2 separate regions of the Homo sapiens genome follow, and region 1 is linked to region 2. A link is an interaction called in ENCODE POLR2A ChIA-PET data of the cell type or tissue named here. Cell type or tissue: K562. All regions are shown on one strand. Links, peaks and the distances in the headings refer to the core of each region. The heading gives the core; the rest is flanking DNA. Region 1 overlaps PANK3 (pantothenate kinase 3). Region 2 has its middle 44 kb from the start of PANK3.

What was found. Peaks named below come from ENCODE experiments on the same cell type or tissue, not always from the same donor. Only the 100,000 strongest peaks of a DNase experiment are listed, where the experiment ranks them.
Region 1: POLR2A ChIA-PET joins it to region 2 with 5 read pairs; 13 of 35 experiments call an interaction of 5 or more read pairs at or near these places.

Annotation. Positions count from the first base shown.
Region 1 is chr5:168,568,797-168,573,199 of GRCh38, reverse strand. It overlaps PANK3 (pantothenate kinase 3), which reads left to right. Exons shown (of 7, transcript NM_024594.4): 2 at 4,202-4,403. Among named protein-coding and RNA genes, the nearest start is that of PANK3, 8.4 kb to the left of the region's middle. In K562, for the core only: no CTCF peak of the experiment used is centred there; DNase peaks (open chromatin) are centred at 2,269 and 2,519; H3K4me3 peaks cover 406 bases.
Region 2 is chr5:168,620,969-168,625,371 of GRCh38, reverse strand. No RefSeq gene overlaps it. Among named protein-coding and RNA genes, the nearest start is that of PANK3, 44 kb to the right of the region's middle. In K562, for the core only: no CTCF peak of the experiment used is centred there; no DNase peak of the experiment used is centred there.

The DNA.
Region 1 (4,403 bases), core at 336-4,335, 52 kb after region 2:
TGATATATGCTAGAAATAATAGAAGGAGCCTGCAATTTTCTGGTTTGCATATTATGGTTCCTATGAAGTCATCATCTGCAGGATAGCTCTCTAGTTTACCTTTCTTTAAAAACAGCACTCAAGGAACGAACACATTTCTAGTAGGCTAGATTTGGACCTTGTGCCTTCTGTTTAGTTTCTCAATTCATCCAAAACCGTATCCAGGCCATCACCAATCATTCTATACAACAAATGCTCCTTCTAACAACCCCACAATATCACCCCTTACCACAAAATCTTTCTTCAGTTGAATCTCTCCCACACTAGGTTCCCACGCCACCCCTAATCCCACTCGAAGCAGCCCTGAGAAACACCGCCCATTATCTCTCCATACCACCCCCAAAGTTTTTTGCTGCTCCAACACTTCACCACTATTTTGTTTTGAGTTTCTTATTAATATAAGAAGACAGGAACATCAGGCCTCTGAGCCCAAGCTAAGCCATCATATCCCCTGTGACTTGCACATATACATCCAGATGGCCTGAAGCAACTGAAGATCCTCAAAAGAAGTGAAAATAGCCTTAACTGATGACATACCACCATTGTGATTTGTTTCTCCCCCACCCTAACTGATCAATGTACTTTGTAATCTCCCCCACCCTTAAGAAGGTTCTTTGTAATTCTCACCACCCTTGAGAATGTACTTTGTGAGATCCACCCCCTGCCCTCAAAACATTGCTCCTAACTCCACTGCCTATCCCAAAACCTATAAGAACTAATGATAATCCCACCACCCTTTGCTGACTCTCTTTTCGGACTTAGCCCGCCTGCACCCAGGTGAAATAAACAGCCTTGTTGCACACACACACACACAAGGTTAGGAGATCAAAACCATCCTAGTCAACATGGTGAAACCCCTTCTTTACTAAAAATAAAAAAATTAGTTGGTCGTGGTAGTGCACACCTGTAGTCCCAGCTACTTGGGAGGCTGAGGCAGGAGAATTGCATGAACCCAGGAGGTGGAGGCTACAGTTAGCAGAGATCATGCCACTGCACTCCAGTCTGGGCCACAGAGCAAGACTCCATCTCAAAAAAAAAAAAAAAAAAAAAGGCCTATGTTGCTAGGCACTCAACAAAACTGAGAAAATATAGTCACTTTCTTCTGCTTATGTTGCTTAGTTATTTATACCTGTTTATAGTTGACGTGATGAAGTATTGTGTTTGAGCTCAAAGCTGCCCCTGGCTTCCCAAATTATGGTCTAATGTCATTTTACTTTTTTAAAAAACTTTTTTTCCTACACTGGAAGTACCTTTCCAGAATACAGAATACTGTTTCTTAAGATTATCTGTAATGTAGCTCCAGATCTCTAATTTGAGTTTCAAATATAAAGACGAACGAGCTATTTCTCCAAAAGAAGATAATGAGGATTACTCCTTCCTCGTATTAAAAATTATATACTAATTTTAGTAAATGTGTAAATTATAAAATGGAGAAATGTATAGACTTCTTTCTCATTGAATTATATGTTCCTGGTTTTGTAATGCACACACATATCAAATAAAATGAGAAAGTAGAATTTTAGAAATAATTTTTATTGGCAACTTTTACATAAAAACTGTTAAATATATTTTGTTGCCAGACATTTTAATCCATGTATCTTGAGTATTAAACTCTTTTTGAGTCTCTGTCATAATAGTTAAGATCCTAGAGAATAGAAATATATATTTTTAGGATGGAATCTTGGCACTGTCACTTAACAGTTTGACCTCAGGCAAGTTTGTAATTGCTTTGCCTCCTTGTCTAAGTGGTACACTTAATAGAGCAATCTTATAGTGGGGGTACTGAGGATTAAATGAGCCTGTGTCTGACAGGTAGTGAGCACTCAGTAAATGTTAGCTGTAATTCTATGAAGAACTGAATCAGTTGTGCTTTAAACTAATTCTAAAAATTTGAATTTTGTAATTCATAATATTATAATACTGACTTCCTTGGGAACAATTGGAAAATACTCCTTTGTGTCAGTATAAGGATTGTGGCCAATAAATATAAGGAAATCACGTTGTAAAACTGAATTTCATAACCTGAAGGAATCAGGTGACCAAAGCCAGTCATTTTCAAATGCCATTTAGATCTGACTATAGTATAATCTTCCGAATATATACAGTATATAATTTTTAATAGCATCCCGTATCTCACTCTTAAAGATTATTGTCCAGTGCCTCTGAGGTAAGACGTCAGGAATCTGTTTTTAAATGATAAGGGTTTTGTAAATGGTCTATACCATTTTTTTCAAGAGGGTGTTACTTAAGATGGCCTCTATCGCTGGCCTTACTTTACTGGCACATCTTAAGCAGCTCATTTATATTATCCTGTACACTGCCAAAGTAGAAAGTTTGTTTGCTTTCTAATTTGAAGGTAGACTGTGCCACTCTCTTACTTAGAACGTCAGTAGTGTTCCCGTTGTCTAAAAAGTTCAAGTCTAAGCTCTTTAGCTAAGTGTGCAAGGTCCTTCATCTATTTCCTTAGACTTCCCCCTTTTTCTAGTTCCTTAACCGTACTGACGTATGCCTCTTCACCTTTGGATGGGGTTTTTTGTTGTTTTAGTATTTTCTACGGTCAAACACAGGCATAGGGTTTATCATTCCTTCTATTAATCTATACTTATATAAAATTTTATTTTGTGTATCTCGTTCTTAATGTGTTTTATTTATATTCCCCTGCTACATTGAGCGCTCCTTCAGGGCAGGTATTTTATTCATATGCATTCCTGTTTCCTGGTGTAGAGGAGATGATGATTTTCTTTCTTTCTTTCTTTCTTTCTTTTTTTTTTTTTTTGAGACGGAGTCTTGCTCCGTCGCCCAGGCTGGAGTGCAATGGCGCGATCTCTGCTCACTGCAAGCTCCACCTCCCGGGTTCACGCCATTCTCCTGCCTCAGCCTCCAGAGTAGCTGGGACTACAGGCGCCTGCCACCACGGCCGGCTAATTTTTTTGTATTTTTTTAGTAGAGACGGGGTTTCGCTGTGTTAGCCAGGAAGGTCTCGATCTCCTGACCTCGTGATCCACCCGTCTCGGCCTCCCAAAGTGCTGGGATCACAGGCGTAAGCCACCGCGCCCGGCCTGGAGATAATGATTATTTACTGAAGGGAATTGCTTTTTGGGTTTGTTTTTTATGACAGGATCTCACTCTGTTACCTAATCTGCAGTGTAGTGGTGCAAACATGGCTCACCGCAGCCCCAGCCTCCTGGACTCAAGTGATCCTCCTGCCTCAGCCTCCTGTAACTGGGACTACAGGTGCATGCTGCCACGCCCAGCTAATTTTTAAATTTTTTGCGGAGACAGGATCTTGTTATATTGCCAAGGCTGGTTTCAAACTCCTGTTTTCAAGCGATCCCCCCTACCTCAGCCTCCCAAAGTATTGGGATTTCAGGTGTGAGCACCATACCTGGCAGGAATTGCTTTTTAAGGAGGTGCTTTTCTCCTGGGTTACTTGAAGTGATTATAGGCCAGTTTTATTGTATTAAAATGCTTATAGAAACAAAGATTTTCATGCCCTTAGTGTTGACCTATTTATTGAAAAAAGAATGATCTGAATTTTTTCTCATCCCTGGAGCACATGGTATTTAGTAAATGAAAAGGGGTTGCCTACCAGGCCAGGAATTAAAAGATCCTGGGTCAACTCTAAGCACCCTATACGTTTTTAGAAAATATATTAATAAAACTTTGAAGGGCCGAGCGCGGTGGCTCACGCCTGCAATCCCAGCACTTTGGGAGGCAGAGGCAGGCGGATCACAAGGTCAGGAGATCGAGACCATCCTGGCTAACACGGTGAAACCCCGTCTCTACTAAAAATACAAAAAAAAAAAAAATTAGGCAGGCGTGGTGGTGGGCACCTGTAGTCCCAGCTACTCGGGAGGCTGAGGCAGGAGAATGGCGTGAACCCGGGAGGCGGAGTTTGCAGTGAGCCAAGATCGCGCCACTGCACTCCAGCCTGGGCAACAGAGCGAGACTCCATCTCAAAAAAAAAAAAAAAAAAAAAACTTTGAAGGGAAAAAGGTAAGTTCCACATGGAACATGTGTCTTACCCAATACATATTATTGCCTGAATGCATGATTCAGAGTAAATGAAGTTTGTGGCTAACTGGTTTTTAATTTGTGTTTCTAAAATGGATATATATATATATATATATTTTTTTTTTTTTTTTTTTTTTTCCTCCCATAGCTTTCCCATGGTTTGGCATGGACATTGGGGGAACTCTAGTAAAGCTCTCGTACTTTGAACCTATTGATATCACAGCAGAGGAAGAGCAAGAAGAAGTTGAGAGTTTAAAAAGTATTCGGAAATATTTGACTTCTAACGTGGCATATGGATCCACCGGCATTCGGGATGTACACCTTGAACTGAAAGATTTAACACTTTTTGG
Region 2 (4,403 bases), core at 89-4,088:
AGGGAGAGAGGGAGAGAGGAAGAGAGGGAGAGAGGGAGACAGGGAAAGAGAGAGAGACAGAGAGAGAGAGAGAGAGAATGAACCCATCATAAAGTACAGCTTGATTTCGCAATGTGAACACATCTGTGTAACTAACCCCCATGTCAAGAAAGAGAACATTACCATCACCTAAAAAGTCCTCCTTGCCCCTTTCCAGTCACCATTTCCCCCCGAAGAAAACCCTATTCTGACTTCTAACTCCGTGAGTTAGTTTTGTTCTGATTTTGAATTTTACATAAATAGAAGCACACTGTCTTTACTCTTTTGTATCAGGCTTCTGTTGCTCAACATTCTGTGTGTGAGATCCACCTATGTGGCAATAGTTCATTGATTCCCATTAATGTATAGCAGTTTCTCAACCTCAGCACTGTTGACATTTGGGGCTAGATAATTCTTTGCTGTAGGTGACTATGCTGTGTATTGCAGGGTATTCAGCCACATTTCCAGCCTCTGCCAACTGAATGCCAGTAGCAATCCTCTCCCTCCCATGTAAGTTGTGATAATGAAAAAATACCTCCAGATACTGCCAAATGTCTCCTGGGAGGTGGAGTGGGGGGGCAAAATCATCAGCAGTTAGAGCCACTGCCATGTAGTATCTGGTCGTATAAATGTATCAAAGTTTATTTATCTGTTCTCTGTTTAGGTTATTTTCAATTTGGGATGATTGTGGGAAATACTATTATGAGAAGAAACAATATTTTCAAAAGTTTTAAAGGAAAATAACATGAAACCCAAAATTTTAATCTACATAACAAGCTTCAATTGTACCACTCAAAGATCCTCCATGAAAATACTGTTGTAGGTAGCATTCTAGCAAGAAGAGAAATAAATCCAGGGGAACACTGCAAGCCACAAAGGAAGCAAAGGTGAGTAAATAACACAGTAAAGTAAAGAACTTCCCCTTCTGGGTAGGCTATTGGACGTTGAAACAGGCCACACTGTCAGTAACAGCAACTATTAAGACCTAAATAAGCTGGACATGGTGGCTCATGCCTGTAACCCTAGCACTTTGGGAGGCCAAGGTGGGAGGATCGCTTTAGGCCAGGGTTCAAGACCAGGCTAAGCAGCATAGTGAGATCCCATCTCTATAAAAGATATATATATATATATATATATATATATATATATATATATATATAATTTAGAAAACAAAAAGACCTAAGTCAATTTTAAAAATCACATTTTAAAGGTGTCAAAGGGTTGTGGAAGCAGTAAGGACTAGATGGACTAAAAATCCCAGAGAAGAGAGAATAGTTCAGAGAATGGTCAAATTGGCAACTGTTATTTTCCCCTGGGTACAGCTACCAAATCTGAGCATGGGCTGAAGACTGGATCAAAGCTTTCCATTAATGCGTAAGGCTTGAGTGACAAAATCAGGAACATGAAGAGCCTCAGACACACCTGATTTTCCTCACTAGACACTCTCTGAATCCTAAGGCTAGGGGTACATGAGGCTAAAGAGCTAAGCTCAAAGTTTTTGGGAGCCAACTAGAACCTAATGCAGATGCTAGGCCATAAAACAAGTTTTGACAAATGTAAAAGGATTGAAATTATACAAAGCATGTTCCCCAACCACAATGGAATTAAATTAGAAATCAGTAACAGAAAGAAGTGTGGGAATTCCTCAAATATTTGGAAAATAACCATGTTTCTAAATAATCTATAGGTCAAATAAGAAATCACAAGACAAATTAGAAACATTTTGAACTGAATAAAAATAACAATATATCAAAATTTATGGGATGCAGCTAAAGCAATGCTTAGAAGTGTGTACCTTTAAATACCTATATCAGAAAAGAAGTCCTCAAATAGGCTAAGCTTCCACTTCTTAATAAACTAGAAACAGACAACCCAATTTAAAAAGGTACAAAAAAATCTCTTTCTAAAACAGGATACCCAAATGCCTAATAAACAGATGAAATGGTATTCAACTTTGCAACTTTCTTTTTTTATTTATTATAAAGACAGGGTCTTGCTATGTTGCCCAGGCTGGTCTTAAACTCCTGGCCTCAAGTGATCCTCCCTTCCAAAGTGCTGGGACTACAGGCATGAGCCACCATGCCCAGCCAGTTTTGGAACTTTCAACCTTATAGGAAAATGCAAACAAAAAACACATGATACAAACTCACCAGAAACAGAATGGTTAGACAAATACCACATGATCTCCTCTATATGTAGAATTCTAAAAAGTCAGACTCATGCAAGTGTAGAGTAGAACAGTGGTTACCAGGGGCTTGGAGGTGGAAGAAATGGGGAGATGTTGGTCAAAGGGTACAAACTTTCAATGATAAGTTGAATAAGTTCTGGGAACCTAATGTACAGCATGGTAACTATAGATAATAGTACTGTATTGTTTACTTGAAATTTGTTGAGAGAGTAGATGTTTAGTGTCCTCATCACACATACACTAAAAAAAAATGGTAACCATGGGTGGTCATGGATATGTTAATTTGATTGTGGTAATCATTTCACAATCTATATACATATCAAATCATTGCATTGTATACCTTGAATATCTGTAATTTTTACTTGTCAATTATATATTGTATACCTTTAATATCTACAATTTTTATTTGCCAATTATACCTTAATAAGGCTGGGGGTGGGGGAAGAATGAGAACAACTCAAATGAAAAGGATGGGGAAATATCACATGTAAGTGTGACTGTGGAGCAACTGGAACTTTTTTTTTTGAGACAGGGTCTTGCTCTATTGCCCAGGCTGGAGTGATTATGGCTCACTGCAGCCTCGACCTCCTGGGCTCAAGGGATCCTCCCACCTCAGCCTCCTGAGTAGATGGGACTACAGGCACAGACCACTACACCCAGCTAGTTTTTTTTTTCTGGTAGAGACAGGGTCTCCCTATGTTGACCAGGCTGGTCTCGAACTCCTGGGATCCAGCAATCCTCCTGCCTTAGCCTCCCAAAATGCTGGGATTACAGGTGTGAGCAACCACATCCAGCCGCAACTGAAACTCTTATGCATTGGAGATGGGGGTGTAAAGTGGCACAACTACTTTGGAAACCTGTTTAGCAGTACTAACCAAAGCTGAACTATGTATACCTCATGAACTAGCAATTCTATTCCTAGTTATATACTCAATAGGAATGCCCACCTATGCTCACCAGAAGCCATGCACTAGAATGTTCATGGTAGCTTTATTCATGATGGCAAACCAACCAGAAACTGGAAAATACACAAACGCTCATCAACAATAAAATGAATTAGTAAATTTAGTGTGTCACATAATAAAACACTATACACAAATACTATACAACAACAAACTACTACTACATACCACCACATAAATGAATCTCACAAACAAAAGGGTGAGCATAAGACAGATACAATAATATACACTGTATGATTCCTTGTATATAAAGTACAAAAACTGGTGAGGCGTATCTATTTTTTTTAGAAGTCAGCAATTGTAGTTTCCTTCATTGAGTATGAGAAGTCACTGGAAGTGGGCATAAGGGTAGCTTCTTGGGTGCTAGTAATGTTCTAGTTTTTTATCATGCTCCTTTAACTGTTGTGTTCTGTTTTGAAAATTCATTAAGCTATACCCTTATTATATGTTTGTTTGTTTTTCCTTTTTGAGAGAGGGTCTTCCTCTGTTGCCCAGGCTAGAGTATAGTGGTACAATCACAGCTCACTGTAACCTTGAACTCCTGAGCTCAAGCTATCCTCCCACCTCAGCCTCCCTAGTAGCTAGGACTATAGGCACATGCCACCATACCTCGCTAATTTTTTTATTTTTTATTGGTAGAGACAGGGTCTCACTATGTTGTCCAGGCTGGTCTCAAACTCCTGGTCTCAAGCAATCCTCCCACCTCAGCCTCCCAAACTGCTGGGATTTCATGCATGAGGCACCATGCCCGGTCTTGCTCATATCTTTATATGTATATTATGTTTCAACTAAAAAGGTTTTAAAATCATGTAGTAAGTGACCGAGACAGGATTCAAACCCAGCCAGTCAGATTTGAGAGCCCAAACCCTAAATCTTACATCTAGAATTAGAATCAGGGTTATACCATTCTCTAACAGTTTAGGAAAAAAAAGTTTTCTCTCTAAAGAAACAGAATCAACAGGATATATGTGTGTGAGAATATGTGCATGTGTGAAGAATGAGAGAGAGATTTTAAGGAACTGGTTCATGCAATCATGTGAGCTAGCAAATCTAAACTGTAGGACAAGCCAGCAGGCTGGAGACCCAGGAAACAACATATGCTGCAGTTCAAGTCCTAAGGCAGTCTGGAGGTGCAATTCCTCCTTCCTCAGGGAACGACCATCATTTTTTCCCTCAAGGCCTTCACCTGATTGGGTGAGGCCCACCCACATTCTAGAAGGTAACCTGCTTGACTC